Linked DNA regions of Homo sapiens: region 1 is linked to region 2. Evidence: chromatin loops called from intact Hi-C (ENCODE). Cell type or tissue: ovary. All regions are shown on one strand.

Region 1 (8,000 bases), 560 kb before region 2:
TACTAAAAGGGCAGAGGGGAGAGGAACTTTATTGTGGAGACACATGACAATCAATACCTCAGCGCTGGGATCAAGTTGAACATGTTCCCTTGATACAACATCATGAGAATGACGTTTTATCTCTGTGGTCTTCCCCCACCCCTCAAATATAACCCCATTATAACCCTAAGGAAAAACACCAAACAAACCCAAATTGTACAGAGCTAATTACCAGTACTGCTCAACATTCTCAAGATCATCAAAAACAAGGTACGTTTGAGAAACTGTCACAGGGAGACATAACAACTCAACGTAATGTGGTTTCCTAGAAGGGACCTTGAAGAAATTAAAGACATTAAAAAATCCAAATGAAGTTTAGTTAACAGCAATGTATCAACAGACATACGTAGAATGTTTCCATATGCATATGTTTCATTAGTTGGGACCAATCTATCATGTTAATGTAAGATGTAAACAATAGGGAAACAGGTGTAGGGATATACAGGAACCTTCTGTACTTTCTCTGAAACTTTTTTTTGTAAATCTAAAACTGCTCTAAAATTTAAAGTAAAAACAGTGTGCATTTTCTATATATTCTTAAAGGTGACTTTTTGATGAACAGTAGTTTTTATTTTTCATGCAATCAAACTTATCAATCCTTTTTGCTGTCATTAATAATTTTTTTTCTCCTTTTCAGTAAACTTGTCAGCTTATCCTTCCTCAGTATCATGAAGATATCCTCCTATTTCTAGAAGTTTTATCTTATTGATTTTCATATTGAGGTAAATTATATGCCTGAAATTAACTTTTGTGTATGATACAAAGTTGGGAATGGTCTTATTTTTTATTTTCTATACTTTTTGAAATACAGCTTTTTGCCCACTTTGTGCAGGGCCAATGATAAGTTTCTTTGTATGGAATGTTTTTATGTGTCTAAAGATCTAAGGGACTAGGTCTCAAGTGGCCCCCTCATCACCCTACCCAGTCACTAGGCAATCTAGAAAGGCCATTCACCCATTGTTAGCAAGTGAACATGCGATGAAGTCAGTTCTTATGTAGACTCACGCAGCGTCCACCTACTCTGTTAAATGCAGTTCCTGTCCCTGGAAAGAGATATAAGCCAGTACAATTGTTCAGGCCTTTCTTTAATATCTCCCTTTCCTCTTAAGAAACAAAAAATAAATCTCCATAAATTTTCAAAGCTTTCCATTATATGCCCTCCACCTATCTGTCTCATCTCCCATATCACAGTTCTTACTGCAATCCCTACTGACCTTCTACCCATTCCTCAAGGACACCACTCCAGTAATTTCAAACATGAATTTCTTCCCCCAGAAAATCATACCCTTCTGTGACTTTCCTGTCTTGGATATTTCCTGCCCCATCTTTTCCCTGGCTAATTCTTATTCTTGCCTCAAATTTCAGAATAAATAATCCCTCTTTAGAAAAGACTACCATAATCCATCAAAATCACATCATTCCCCATTATAATTTAATTTTCAGTCCTCATTACAATTATATTTGGTTAATTTTTGCATACTTATCAGGTGAGTTTTTTTCTCCCAATACACTGAGAGTTTCACAAAATATCTGGTTCAGCAACATTTCCAAAATCTACCATAGAATCGGGTACATAGCATATTCTTTAAAAATATTTTTTTTAAAAAATGGGGTGAAAAACTTATTTAAACCGTTGTTACTGAAATTTATTTTAAGAAATTAACTCTAAAAAGAATCATTACAAAACCTCTTTAGGGTAAAGAAATGCCTAGAATAGAAACTAAATCCCTGAGGGCATAAGCACTTTGAAGCTAGGGAGCATTAGAGGTGGATAAACTCTGAATTACACACTGACAGAGATGAGGATGGAGACAGAACACAAATGAGGAGAAGATAGGAAGAGCAAGGCTGGGAAGCAGAAGATAGCAGATTTTTCTAAGGACCTAGAGTGTCTAACAATTCCTCTTCTTCCCCTCTCCACCCCCTCCTCCTTGATATACCTTTAATTTAACATCGTCCATTCACATTGATGCTTCCACCTGACTCTCCAGCCTACAGTTTGGTGCAGTGGTATGGCAATGCCTGCAGAACTGAAAATCAGAGAACAGGTCCGTGCTCCACTCCCAGCTGAGGCCAAGGCTGAGCTGAGCAAGGCTACCTGGGACAAAGCCATGGCTCTCGGCTGCCCTACTTCTTCGCCAGTGGAATCAAAAACTGGTATACGTGTCATGCAACACCCCTGGAAATTCACTGACCTCCTGGAGAGGAGAGGATGTTGGCTATTCAGAAACAGTGAAAGGGGAGAATGAACCCATCACATCTATATATGAGGGGGCAGGGAGGCCCACGAACTCTCCTTTAAGGCCCTCCATCACATAAGCACTTCCCTGATGCTCCTCTTCTTCTGACCTAGTGACTGCCAAGCCCTCCTGCACATCCTGCCCTGTTTCTATCCCACTTCAGGGCCTCAGATCTTTCCCTGTGCCCAAAGTGCTCATCCTAGGGAACTCCTTAGGGTTGGCTCCTCATCATTCCAGGCCTAGGTCATTGCTGACACTGGCCAGGCTTGAGTGCCACATTTAAAAGTGGCCCTCACCCCACAAGCACAGCTTGTCGTCTTACCCTGCTCTGTTGCCTTCATGCATTTGGCACTATCTGATATTATCTATTTTAAGTACTCATTTCCTCATGTATAACATGTAATAGGCTTGAGGACAGATGCTTTTTACTATCTTCTTCCCTGTGGTATGCCCAGAATCCAGATAAGTAACTAGTAAGCAGTAGGTTCTCTCTGAGTAATTGTTGAATAAATGGAATGATCTTGGTTACAAATGAATAACTGAGTACACAAATGAGGTGAGAAGAAACCTACTAATAAGTAATTGGAATTACCTGACCCAGCCATCCCATTACTGGGTATATACCCAAAGGACTATAAATCATGCTGCTATAAAGACACATGCACACGTATGTTTATTGCGGCACTATTCACAATAGCAAAGACTTGGAACCAACCCAAATGTCCAACAATGATAGACTGGATTAAGAAAATGTGGCACATATACACCATGGAATACTATGCAGCCATAAAAAATGATGAGTTCATGTCCTTTGTAGGGACGTGGATGAAATTGGAAATCATCATTCTCAGTAACCTATCGCAAGGACAAAAAACCAAACACCGCATGTTCTCACTCATAGGTGGGAATTGAACAATGAGAACACATGGACACAGGGAGGGGAACATCACACTCTGGGGACTGTTGTGGGGTGGGGGGAGGGGGGAGGGATAGCATTAGGAGATATACCTAATGTAAATGACGAGTTAATGGGTGCAGCACACCAGCATGGCACATGTATACATATGTAACTAACCTGCACATTGTGCACATGTACCCTAAAACTCAAAGTATAATAATAATAAAATAAAATAAAATAAATAAAAAAACAAAACACATAGGAAATGGAATATGAGGGAATAACACATGTGTTTTTCATCCTTTCTGATCTTCCTTTTCTGTTTCTCAGTTTGTTTCTGCTTTTAGGCACAGGTGCCTAGACTCTAGGCAAACTGGACTGCCCCCCTGAGCACTGAGCAGCAGCCCTACCTGTGTGTGTGTGTGTGTGTGTGTGTGTGCGCGCATGCATGTGTATCTTCCGGTCTGGCAGCCAAAATGTTCTTGACAGGTCCCCTGGATCGCTCTGGAGAATCCAGGCACATCCAGGTCAGTAAGTGAGGGCCCATGGTTTGTGAGTGGAGCATCATTTATGTGTCTATGCTGAGAGCGGGACGCATGTTTTTCACAGCCTGGGATAGCTTGAGACAGTCTGCAGAGGTAAGGCAGTCAGCATCCGCATTCTGTCAACTCTGTGAAAATGGAAGCTCTACATGGATGCAGTCATATTATTTTCAGAGTTGAAAAGTGTCACACTGGAAAGGTTTAATACAGTTGTCACGACAGGAGTAGCATGAAAGACTCAGATGTCAGCCTCATATGTATTAAGTGAAGTCTCTCATGTTATTAAAAGGGAAATTATATTTGATTTTAATATCAATTCTTTAAAGCATGTGGTTATTTAGTTATGATATACACAAAGATTTTACTTTTTCCTTTGATGACAGTGCATTTAAAACCTTCTACTTCACTAATTAAAGAACACCAGGCCATGAAAATGATGGAATCTTATTTTGACAGAGTTTTGCCTGTTTTATAAGAAACAAAATTTGCACCTCAAAATAAACATATCATTAAGCATATTCTCTTGCTTTTAAATTTTAATTTGGGAAAATGTACAGGAAAAACCAACAGAATAAGGAAGTCTCTCAATATTTTTAAGTATTTTATCTTGCTATATTATGCCTCCACTCGTAACTATTACTCAAGGAAGGTATTTTTAAGAGACATATTTTCTTGACCGTGTCTTCTTAATGTCAATATTATATTTTGCTACCATCGAGCAGCATGTAGTTTGAAGACGACTGTAGTAATTTTATTGAACATCGCAATTTTATGTAATATTCATCCTTTTCAATAATGACACATAAAAATATAGATCCAGAGGGTTGCTCAATTGTTTATAATTCTAATTAATGAGAAATCTTGTCACAGATTTTGCAGAGCTATTAAAACTTTATAGGAAAAAAGAAAGTTTGGGGAGAAAAATTTACAAAATGAAAAAGCAGCCCAGGACATACAATGTTTACATAATACAAATTTCTGAAAAAGAGAACAGAATATGGATGGGAGAAAATTATTTAAAAAAAAAAAAATCAGCTGGGCGTGCTGGCCCATGCCTGTAATCGCAGTACTTTGAGAGGCCGAGGCAGGCGGATCTCAAGGTCAGGAGTTCGAGACCAGCCTCGCCAATATGGTGAAACTCTGTCTCTACTAAAAATACAAAAATTAGCCAGGCATGGTTTAGGCACCTGTAGTCCCAGCTACTCGGGAGTCTGAGGCAAAAGAATCGCTTGAACCCGGGAAGCAGAGGTTGCAGTGAGCTGAGATCGCGCCACTGCACTCCATCCTGGGCGACAAAGTAAGACTCTGTCTAAAAAAAAAAAAAAAAAAAATTCAAGAAAATTACTCAGCCATTGAGAATGTGGAATCTAGCCCAGGGGTCAGCAAACATCCTGTAAAGAACCCAATAGAAAACAGTTCAGGCTTTACCAGCCACGTTCCCTTTTCTGTCTATGTCACAATGACTCAACTCTGCTGTTAAAGCACATCCATAGATACAGGCAACCCATCAGTGAAGGAGACCAGCTGTATACCAATAACATTTTATTTATGGACACTGAACTTTGGATGTCATGCAATGTTCACATGTCACAAAATCTTCTGTTTCTTCTCAGCCTCTTCTTGCTCCTCTTCTTCTTTCTTCCCATTTAAAAAATGTAAAAACATTGTTAGATTGTGAGCCAATCAGAAAATCAGGTTATGATCCAGATTTCCCCCATGGACTATAGTTTCTTGACCCCAGATCAAACCTCTAAGTGTCCACTGATGGATCAGCACAATGGATGGGAACACCGACCCCATGACCCTCCCCTGTGAGACCTCAGGCACTAGGGACAAAGGGAGGGTATTACAAGTACTGGCTACATTTATGTGTAACTGGAATAAAGAATTCCAACATAAACAAGGAGAAATAAGAGTCTAGAAAAGTTGCTATTAATCAAACAATCCAACATGTACCTGAAATAGATAATATTGGAGTGTAAGAATTCTTATTGAAGTTTCTAATTATTCATAACAGAATTTTTATTCTTTTTCTATTTTTTAAAATTTTTCTTTAACTTTTGGGATATACGGGCAGAATGTGCAGGTTTGTTACATAGGTATACATGTGCCATGGTGGTTTGCTGCACCCGTCAACCTGTCATCTAGGTTTTAAGCCCCATATGCATTAGGTACTTGTCCTAATGCTCTCCCTCCCCTTGCCCCCCACCCCCCAACAGGCCCCGGTGTGTGATGATCCCCTCCCTGTGTCCATGTGTTCTGACTGTTCAATTCCGACTTATGAGTGAGAACATGGGGTGTTCGGTTTTCCATAACAGAATTTTTAAATTTTAATTTTGTTTGTGTGTGTATGTTTTACCTCAACAAATTGATTCTAACATTTATATACAAGTGTAGGGCAAAAATAGGCAATTCAGTTTTGAGTAAGAAGAGCAAGATATGCAGAGGCAATAAATCAGCATAATTTCTAATAATTGAGAGCCTGAATATACAGATGGACAATGGCCAGAACATATATAACAAAAGAACTCTGACCCACAGTCTGCAGCAGCAAGGCCAGGACACCAACCCCTTATCTACAGGAAACAGCCCCCAGGAATCCAGCCTGTTATCTGTAAGCCAGACTTACGGGAAATCAGACCAAGGTCTCTAGCAACCAGTCCCAGAAGCCAAATAGTAATTCCTGTAACAAAATAGCTAAGATTTAATTAAACTCTGAAAGCTTCCCTAATGCTTTTTTACCTGCTTCCAACTTAGGACCAACCAGAAAAAAACAAATATACTCCTCTAACCAATCCCATAAGATACCCACTTTTGGTGAGTCTTCCTCCAGCTTCCCATGCCAACAGCCTCCATCAGGGCACACTGAAGCCTTCCTTCTGTCCACTACAAAGCTCTCCCACTCCTTGTCTGCCTTAGCATCTTAGCCAAAAGGCAAGTGATGGTGGCTGACTCCCGTGATACAGCAAACTCTGAACTGCTTCTGCCTGTTCTTATTTGGTCAATCTTCATTTATTTCCAATGATGAAAATTTGGAGTTACATCATTGATAAAGTATGATAAAGTAATTTGTGAATAAATTGTGATAAACCCCATACAATGGGAATTAGCTGACGGAAATGAGTTCTATGGTAATTGCCACCCAGTAAGACAAACGTACTATTTTTGAACAAATTTTCCTTAGAATACTTTTGGAAAGAGAAGAAATCATGGTATTTGCAAGAGGTTTCATTGCCCCACTCCAACCATGGCCATTGTGGACATGCCAAGTCCACAAGCACACAGCTAACCAGGCAGCTGTTTCTCACTGGGATGATTCTAAGCCCAGCTGTGGGCTCTACATTCTGTCCCTACCTCCCACTTCATCACAGTGTTTAGAGAGAAGAAAATATATAACGTGAATAATCAGGAAGTCTGCCAAAGTGTTTCTTCCATTCCACAGCCAGATATCCCATGATGCCCAAAGTCCAAAGCTCATGAATTGTGACAGCTCGTGGCTTGATATTGCTGCATGGAAACAAGCAGGAGGCAAGGAAAAGAGGGAGGAGGGAGTTGTGTTGACAGATTAAATGCAGGACACTCAGTTAAATCTGAATTTTAGATACATAACAAAGCCATTTTAGTATATCCCAAATATTACATGAAACATAGTTATAACAAAAATTATCATTTGTGAATCTGAAATTTAAATCTAACCGAGTGTCCTGTACTTGTATTTACTAAATATGGCAACCCTAGGGGCAAGGGTAACACATGTTTTTCTAGTCCTTTTATGGAATACTTACAACCAGTGTTTTTTGTTGTTTTGTATTTTAGAGACATCTTGCTCTATTGCACAGGCTGGAGTACGGTGGCTCAATCATAGTTCACTGCAGCCACAAACTCCTGAGCTCACCTCCCACCTCAGCCTCCCAAGTTGTTAGGACTACTTGCACACACCACTTTACCTAGCTAATTTTTAATTTTCTTTTTTGGAGAGCCAGGATCTTGCTATGTTGCCTGGGCTGGTCTTAAACTCCAGGGCTCATGTGATCCTCTAACCTCGGCCTCCCAAAACACTGGGATTGCAAGTGTGAGCCACTGCAACTGGCTCACACAACCAGTATTGATATTCTCCCCATGGGTTACTTAGAGCTGTGCCATTTAATTTCCAACTGTTTGCTTTTTTGAGATATCTTATTTTATTACCTTTAATAGAAGGCTAAGGGCCCTTCAATATTCTTTCAAATTAAGTACTTCTATAAAGTAAAAATATAAAATGAAATCAACAAATATTTAATG
Region 2 (8,000 bases):
ACCCAGGACCACCTGGGTTCAAAATCGCAGCTCCTCTGCTGGGTCGCTGCGGGCTGTCCTTGCACTTACCTGTTGAGTTCAGTGTCTACATTTGTAAAGGAGGTCAGTACCTCCTTTGTTGGGTTGCACCAACCAAAGGTTGCACCTCTTGGTTGTCCTGGAAATAAAAGAGAGGCTGTTTGTAAAGGCCTGGCATGATGCAGGCACTCTCAGGTGTGGAGACTTCCAGGAGGCAGAAGTGGGTGTAGCTAAAGGGCTCTGGGAATCCTGCCTGGAGGCTGTGGAATGTGAGGCCCACTAACCTTACTTGGAGACTGGAAAGGCTGGAAGGCATTCAAATCACAGAACTGGGGAGCAAAGGAGTGGAATTGTGGTGGCCTGCCCCGGAGTGGGTCAAGCAGGGAAAATTTTCTTCCAGGTTTCTGTTGGATAAACCCACCTAAGTTCCTCTCCATCAGCCAGTCCATCGGGCCTACTCTGAGATCCTCTGCCCTGGACCCTCACAGGCAAGAGGGGAGGACAATTCTCCCCCCTCTGGCCTGTTTCCTTGTCTTCTGCAGATCCCTGATTCTACAGTGAGGACAAATCACAGACTCAGGAAAGGGATGAAGACTTGTCGATATTTGTCCGGTGAAATTCAAGTGGAGGCTTCAGGCCACTGTGTTGCATGCATCTCCTCTGCAGGAGAGCACAAAATGCCCAGTCCGTCAGAGCATGCTCATTTCCCAGCCCTCAGCAGCAGTCCTGAGAGCTCCCGTACAGTAATATATTTATACGAATTAACATAGCTGCTATATGTGTGCCCTGGTAACACGTAGGATCTGTGATAGCCACATCACGCTATCTATTTTTATCCTCCCTGCACCTCTATGCTGTAGCGTGCACCTCTATCCACTTGGCTAACCAGAAAACTGAGGCTTAAGAAGGGGAAGTGACTTGCCAGGGGGACATGGCTAGTGAGTCTGGAAGTGAGACAGACAGCTCTAATACCAGAACTTGGGCTCTTGCTGTTATACCAGGAGGCTTTAGGAAGAGAAGGAAACTCCTACCCCAAATGAAGGTGAAGGAAGATTCCCTGGTCACATCACCCTCTAACCTTGCTTGAGCATAGGCTGGGCCTAGGCCTGCAGAGAGAAGCAGAGGGAAAACCCCCTTCCTCAAGGAGCTCCAAATTAGAGGAAGGCCTGGAGGCAGAGTGAAACCTGCATACAAGGCAGCATCCCAGGAAATGGGATGGAAATCAGCCAGGAAAAGCAAGGAAAAGGGCAGGCAAGAGCTACACTCTGGTAAGATGTGAGCAGTCCAGGACTCAGGCAGAGACAAATGCCAAGACCTGCTCCAGTGGTGCCAGGCAAGCCTGTCACCTCCTTGGGCCTCACTGAGATCCGTGTATCCTCCATACATGCACATCAATGCCAACCTTTGCAGGGTTATGGGAAGGATTAGGAGATAATGTGTGCCCAGCATCTACAGCAGAGCCTGACACACAGCGGTGGTCGCTAAGGGGAACTATTGACCCACTACACACAACATCACTGCTCCCAGCAAACACACATACTTACTCGCACATGCACATATGCACACAAACACACATATGCACACAGTGCACCTGCATCCACACACTAACACACGGTCACTCATACACGCACACACACACCTGCACATATGCACACACACCCTAGAAGAATCAGTCTGTCTTAGATCCCAAGATCTCTTCTGACTTTATAATTCTTGGTATTCCTGTTGGCCATGGTAGGTGGCTTAGTGTGGTGGGAGGGGGCAAACAGAAAACAGGAGTGCTATGGGAGGCTGGCTTATATAGTTTTGAGGTCTTCTCAAAGCCCCTTTCTCCGGGCTCCCTGGTGACACATGGACAGTGGTTGTCATTAGTACCACTGGCCGTTTTTCCAGGTTGCCACGTTTCCGAGCCCAAGGCAGATGGCACTTCCAAGCCCCTTGTGGTTGGGGCAGGTGGGGCTATGTTACTAGCTCTGTCCAGTGAGCTGTGAGCAGAAGGGATATGCCAAGTTTCTCTCCAGAACCCTGCTCTGTTGTGACACAGGCAGGCTGCATTGGACTTGGTCTGCTTTGTCAGCTGCACACAAGTGACGGTAATGAGCAGAGCTCCTGCTGACCACAATGCCCTGAAGTGCAAATGAGAAATAAACTGTCCAAGTTTTGAGCCACTGGTCTGTGGGTCGCCGTGACACCACCTGAGCTAGCTTGTCCTCACTGAAGAAGATTTGTCTGTCCTGCTGTAGGCACTGTGAGCTTCCAGCACATTCTGGAGCCAGCCTTGTTCTGGGTATCCATCCAACCATCTCACATTTCTTCAGTTTTCCATTTGATGGATACTCTGGTTTTCCTCATTCATTCATTTTAACAAACCCTCCAGAAGGCTGTCTCTGTGTCAGGCCTCCTGCAGGGCAACAAAGGAGAAATATGTCTTGCCCTGCCTTCAGGACATGCCCTGTCTTCTGTGGGGGACCAGAAACAGGTCAGTGCTGCACCAGAGGGACGAGGGGAGCCCAGGGGAGAGCACCTAACACACTAGCTGTCTAGGCAGCTTCCTGGAAAAAGTGATGACTTAGTTGATTCCTGAAACCTGAGAAAGTATTGGACAGAAAAAGAGGAACGGTATGTTCAAGGCAAGTGCAAAGGTAGGGGAGAGAACATGGCAAATTATAGGAGTACCTGTGTGTCCGTCTATTGTGTGTGCAGGCGCTGCTCATGTGCACATGTGTGGGTGTGGACACAAGTGTGTGCCTGTGTGAGTGCTTTGCAGATGTAGCACAGGCGGTAGAGGGAGGCAGCTGTGTGACCAGAGTTGAGACTAAAGACTTGATCAGGAGCAGCCAGGGACGGTGGCTCAGGCCTATAATCCCAGCACTTTGGGAGGCCAAGGCAGGTGGATCACTTGAGACCAGGAGTTTGAGACCACCGTGGCCAGCTACTCAGGGAGGCTGAGGCACAAGAATCCTTTAAACCCGGGAGGAGGTTGCAGCGAGCCGAGATTGCCTCACTGCACTCCAGCCTAGGTGAAGAGGAAGACCCTGTCTCAAAAAAAAAAAAGAAAGAAAAGAAAAAAGAAAGAACGGAAGAAAGAAATGAAAAGAAGGAAAGAAGAAGGAAAGAAAGAAGAAAAGACAAAACAAGACTTCAAGACGTCATAGCCTTGATCACTTGATCAGGGGCAATTCATGCTAAGGGGTTTAATTGATCCCAGAAGGCACTGGGGAGCCATAGAAGGTTTAGGCAGGATGAGTGGCCAAGATCGGTTTCTGCTTTGCTCTCTGGCTGCAGGCACAGAGGCAAGTCCTGAGGCTGTTGTAACAACACTGAATGAAGGTGCCCCACCTAGCCAGTGCAGAGCTGGGAAGAGGGAGGGATGGAGTCCCCAAGAGTCCTGCAGGAGCAGAGAAGGATGCAGGAGGAGGCGTCTCTATGGGGCAGGTGGGTGTCTTGGGGATGGGGCACGTGGCCTCAGTAAGAACATGAAGCCAGGAGAAGGGCAGGACTGGGGACCACCATAAGCCAGGCACGGCTCCCCCCTGGGTTCAGTCAGCCTGAGAGGCACACTGAGGACCTCACTTCAGGGCCACACAGCCCAGTTTCATCCCAGGCGCCTGCGAGTTTCCCGGAGACAACCACAGGGAGTGTGCCGCGATTAATTCCCGAGTGTGGTCACTCTGGACAAAGCCATTGGGAGTAGAAAGGGCAGCACACCTATACCCATTGTACAGCGGGGAAAGCGGGCAAGGGGTCGCTCACAGACCCCTTCGTGCCCCGGCCCCGCCCTGGCCCCGCCCCAGCCCCGCCCAGGCCCCGCCCCAGCCCCGCCCAGGCGCTTGGCCAGCTCTCCCCGCCCCCGCCTCACCCCAGCGGTCTGTCCCAGTGCCAGTACACTTTCTGCTCTCCCAGCCGGGCACCTTCGGGCTTAGGGATCCCTTGGAGGGAAGCCCGCCGGGAAGCTGAAGACAGTGGTCACCGCCCTCGGTCATTACTTCCCGGGACCCGGACCCTAACCCTGCGCCACATCTCCACCCGCCCCCAGCCGTGTCCTGGCTGCGCAGCTGGAAAGGTTGAGCAGCTCACTGCTGTCCCTCTGTTCGGCCTTGGACACATCGCCTGAACTCCTGGGCGCCTCTGCTGTTAAGTGGGGGACAGCACTATTTACTGGGGAGGAAAACTCCAGGAATGTGGACCCTGGGGCCACGCAGGGGTTGGGAAGTGAAGGGCAGGGAACGCGGGCGGCGCCCGGGGTCTGCGGGTAGGCAGGCGGCCTGGCCGCGGAGGCTTCCCCGAGTCCTGCGCCTTCCTAGAGAGGGAGGGGCTCATATCGGCTGGCACAGCCACCACGGGTACCGAAACTTGGGGACGTGCCCGACCATGCCTCCTCCGGTGGCCCGGGGGCCACCCCGCATTGCTTAGAAGTCTCGCTTCCCGTTCCTCCTCTCTGGTTCAGCTCATTACTCTTCCGGTGACCCTGGGTATGCCACGCTTATTCTCCAGGCCTCAGTTTCCCCATCTGTGCTGTGAGGAGTGGAAGGAACGGGATGACTAGGAGCCTTTTAAGACCGAGTATTCGAGGTTCTTTCCGGCCCCGCGGAGCCAGGAGGTGCCAGCCGAGATGCGCGTGCCGCGCGCGCCCTCCAGTGCCCGGTTCCCGCTTCTGCACGGTCCTCGCTGGGCAAGGGCGTCCCAAGAAAGGAGGAAAGGAAGAACTCCATACATTGTCATTATTGTGAACTGATGAACAAAAGAGTCAATAGGGAAGGGAATGGGTAAATAAACCTCAGAATGAAGAAATAATAGGAGAGTGGTCATGAGTGCGCCAGCGCATGAATGAATGGACTCAAAATGAATGCACGCACAGAGTAAATGAGCCTTGCCTGTGACCATTTTCAAACATGTCATTTCTAACAAAAGTCACACAGCAGATAAGACTGTGTCTATGGATGACATGAAACCTGCCCACCCTCTCTTAACTGCCCATCCCCTGGTGTGAAGCTTCTCTGTGTGGTCAACCACCCCAAGTCCTCCTTTTTTTTTTTTTTTTTTTTTTCTCTCGCTCTGTCGCCCAGGCTGGAGTGCAGTGGCGCGATCTCGCCTCACTGCAAGCTCCGCCTCCCGGGTTCACGCGATTCTCCTGCCTCAGCCTCCCGAGTAGCTGGGACTACAGGCGCCCACCACCACGCCCGGCTAATTTTTTGTATTTTTAGTGGAGACAGGGTTTCACCATGTTAGCCAGGATGATCTCGATCTCTTGACCTCGTGATCCGCCCGCCTCGGCCTCCCAAAGTGCTGGGATTACAGGCGTGAGCCACGGCGCCCAGCCCCAAGTCCTCCCTTTATTTCGTACCTCTGCATCAACTTTTCCTCTACTGGAAAGCCCCCTCCCAACTCATGTGGCTGCCCTTCCTTATCCTTGAATTGGTGCATGACCAGCCCTGTGGGTTCAGCCACTTCATCCCTTCCTGGGGATCCCTGCTGAGGAACTTCCGTATCATCAGGGTCACACCCTCTATGCATCTCTCCCTCCAAGCCTTATTCCCCACCACCACCAGGACATCTAATCGGCACATCCCCAGCGTCTTAGGTGTTTGGCACATAAGAGGTGCTCAGGACGTAGCTGAGGAACAAAGGTAGTAAAGAGGGCAGTTTGCCAGTGACCCGCCCACATAGAAGCTGCTGCTCCCTGGAGTGAGCTCCCACTCTCGGCCCCATCCACCTGCCCTAAAGCTGATAGCTAGAATCCCTGGTCCCAGGACAGGACAGGAGAGCAAGGCGTGGGGAGAGCCAGAGGCACAGGATCCCAGCCAGGAGAGTCCAGCTGGGGCCATTGGGACTGGCAGCTTTGCCCACCCTCATACTGACAGTGTTAGGGGTGGTGCTGGGGGAGATGCCAGTTAGTAAACAGGAGCCCATTCCTCCCCAACTGGCCTCACCATGATTCCCCCAGGCTGGGCCTCACCTGGGACAGCTGGTTCAAGGAGCTGTGTTAATTAGCTTTGATGGTAATCACAGAGCAGCAGCACAGGGTGGTGCTTTCAGCCTCCAGTGATAACAGCATGACCTCCCTCCTCCCCAGGTCCTGGCAATCTACTTCCCCACTCCCTTTGTTCAGGGAGCCTGCGGATTTCAATACAGCACAATTAAAGGGGCTAAAAATAGTGTCTGATTCCAGAAGGGCTTCTTCGCTGTGACCCGACAATGTCTCTGCTGATCAAAGCAGGGGCAAGGAGGCCCTGATAGCTCATTTTCTCCTCCTTATCTGTGTAGTCAGATCTGTTTCATCTCTGCTGTCCGGCAGGCACCATCGGTCGCCTCAATTTTCTGGTTATTGCCCTTTCTGAATGTGCACACAGGAGGGGAAGACATGCCAAATCACCGGGCTTCATTTAACCAATCATCGCGGTGCCTTGGGTGGCGACAGCCCCTCGGGCAGGCCTCAGGAGCAGCTCTTGGGTGAAGCAGACAGGCTAGCTGGGAGGCTGGAGACCTGGTCTCCTCACTGGACCAGGCACTCATTGTGTGGCCTCACCAATCCCAGGGAGGCCCTGAGAGTTGCTTCTCACCAGCAGGATGGGGAACCAGAGTGCAGACTTGGAGGGCCATGCAGTGGCTGTGCAGTAGCTGGGGAGAGCAGGGAGCCAGTGGCATTGTTTCTACAAACCTGTAGGCTGCTCCTCCACTCAGCCCCTCGTGGTGTACTCCATGTGTCCCAAGCCCAAAAACCCATGTCCTGAGACAGTAAACTTCTCCTCTTTTTTAAGGATGAAATATCTGCAGCTGGATGGGGACTGGAACCAGGGCCACCTGGCCCCAGAGCCCAGATTTTCCAGTATGTAAATGTCTATTTCCTCCTGCAACCATACAGCCTCCAATAGTCTCCCTAAAATGCCAGCGGGTCTCTCTTTGAATTCCTCCAGGGATGTATGGTATTAATGGTATACCATATAATGGAAGGAGGGCAGCTCCTTCCATTAATGGTTCAATGGATAAGACTCCTTCTTAGCAAATGGTTCTTTATGTGGAGCTGAGAACTGTCTGCTTGTAATGTCAACTGAGAGCGCCCATTTCACCCTCAAGACCACGTGGTGAGTCTACTCCTGTCACTCACGGTGACCCTGTAAGTAGTAGATAGCCACTGCCTGTCTCCCCTCCCCTGCACCCCTCCAAGTTCAGCACCCCAGGTCCCTTCGTGGGCCCCCAGTGTTAATGTCTCACCCCTCTCAGCACCTACTTTGTCCCACAAGAATTGATTTCTCTTTTCAAGCAGGGAGTCAGGATGGCTGGACTCCCAGTGAGAAAGCCATCTCCTCTGTAGTGAATGCTGCAAAATCCTTGGTCATTTTCTGTCCCAGCTCTCATGTCCCAGTGACACACACTGTTCCCAACATCAAGCTAGGGAAGGGATAATCCTTCTCCAGCACCTTCCTTCTTCCAAAGCCCCGCCTCCAGTTTCCACCTGCCTTTGGCCACTCTCCCGTGCCTCCCTACAGTTGCTTTCAATGCTGTGTGCAGAGTCACCTGTGGCAGCGTGTGTAACAGGAGCTACTCAACCCTTGCCAATAGGAGGGCCTGCACCTGCCTTCAGTCATCAGTTTTCTTCTCCTAACCCAGCCTTCAGTCTGAGCACCCCAATTGATCATCACACATGTTACATCATCTCTCCAGGTAACTGGTTCCAGGAATAATGACAGGTGAAGTGCCCCATTTCCTCCACCACCACTACTACCACCCATGTCTAAAATAAGAACCAAGCCTTTTCTCTCTCATCGTTTTAAAATGTAATTGACAGAAATTCCACAGTAGCACCTACACCAGCCAAAAGTGTCTCAACACGGGAGACACCAAGCGGTCTCACCCTATAAAAACCTGTTCCCTCACCCACCCCCAACCTGAACAGGAGCCTTGGAATGCTGGTTCCCCGTCCAACGCCACTGTCCAGCACTACATGGCAGCCAAGACTCTCCCAGCCCCAACCTGTGAGCCCC

Evidence for each region. A loop is a pair of places that touch in the nucleus more often than their neighbours do. Peaks named below come from ENCODE experiments on the same cell type or tissue, not always from the same donor. Only the 100,000 strongest peaks of a DNase experiment are listed, where the experiment ranks them.
Region 1: it touches region 2 in a loop (3-fold over the local background); 3 of 110 quality-filtered maps call a loop at or near these places.

The regions. Positions count from the first base shown.
Region 1 is chr2:126,215,386-126,223,385 of GRCh38, forward strand. No RefSeq gene overlaps it. Among named protein-coding and RNA genes, the nearest start is that of LINC01941, 100 kb to the left of the region's middle. In ovary, no CTCF peak of the experiment used is centred here; a DNase peak (open chromatin) is centred at 4,810.
Region 2 is chr2:126,772,912-126,780,911 of GRCh38, forward strand. It overlaps LOC124907882 (a long non-coding RNA gene), which reads left to right and starts at 3,900. Exons shown (of 2, transcript XR_007087224.1): 1 at 3,900-3,996; 2 at 4,513-4,812. In ovary, a CTCF peak has its summit at 4,653; DNase peaks (open chromatin) are centred at 3,950, 4,160 and 4,650; H3K4me3 peaks cover 1,106 bases.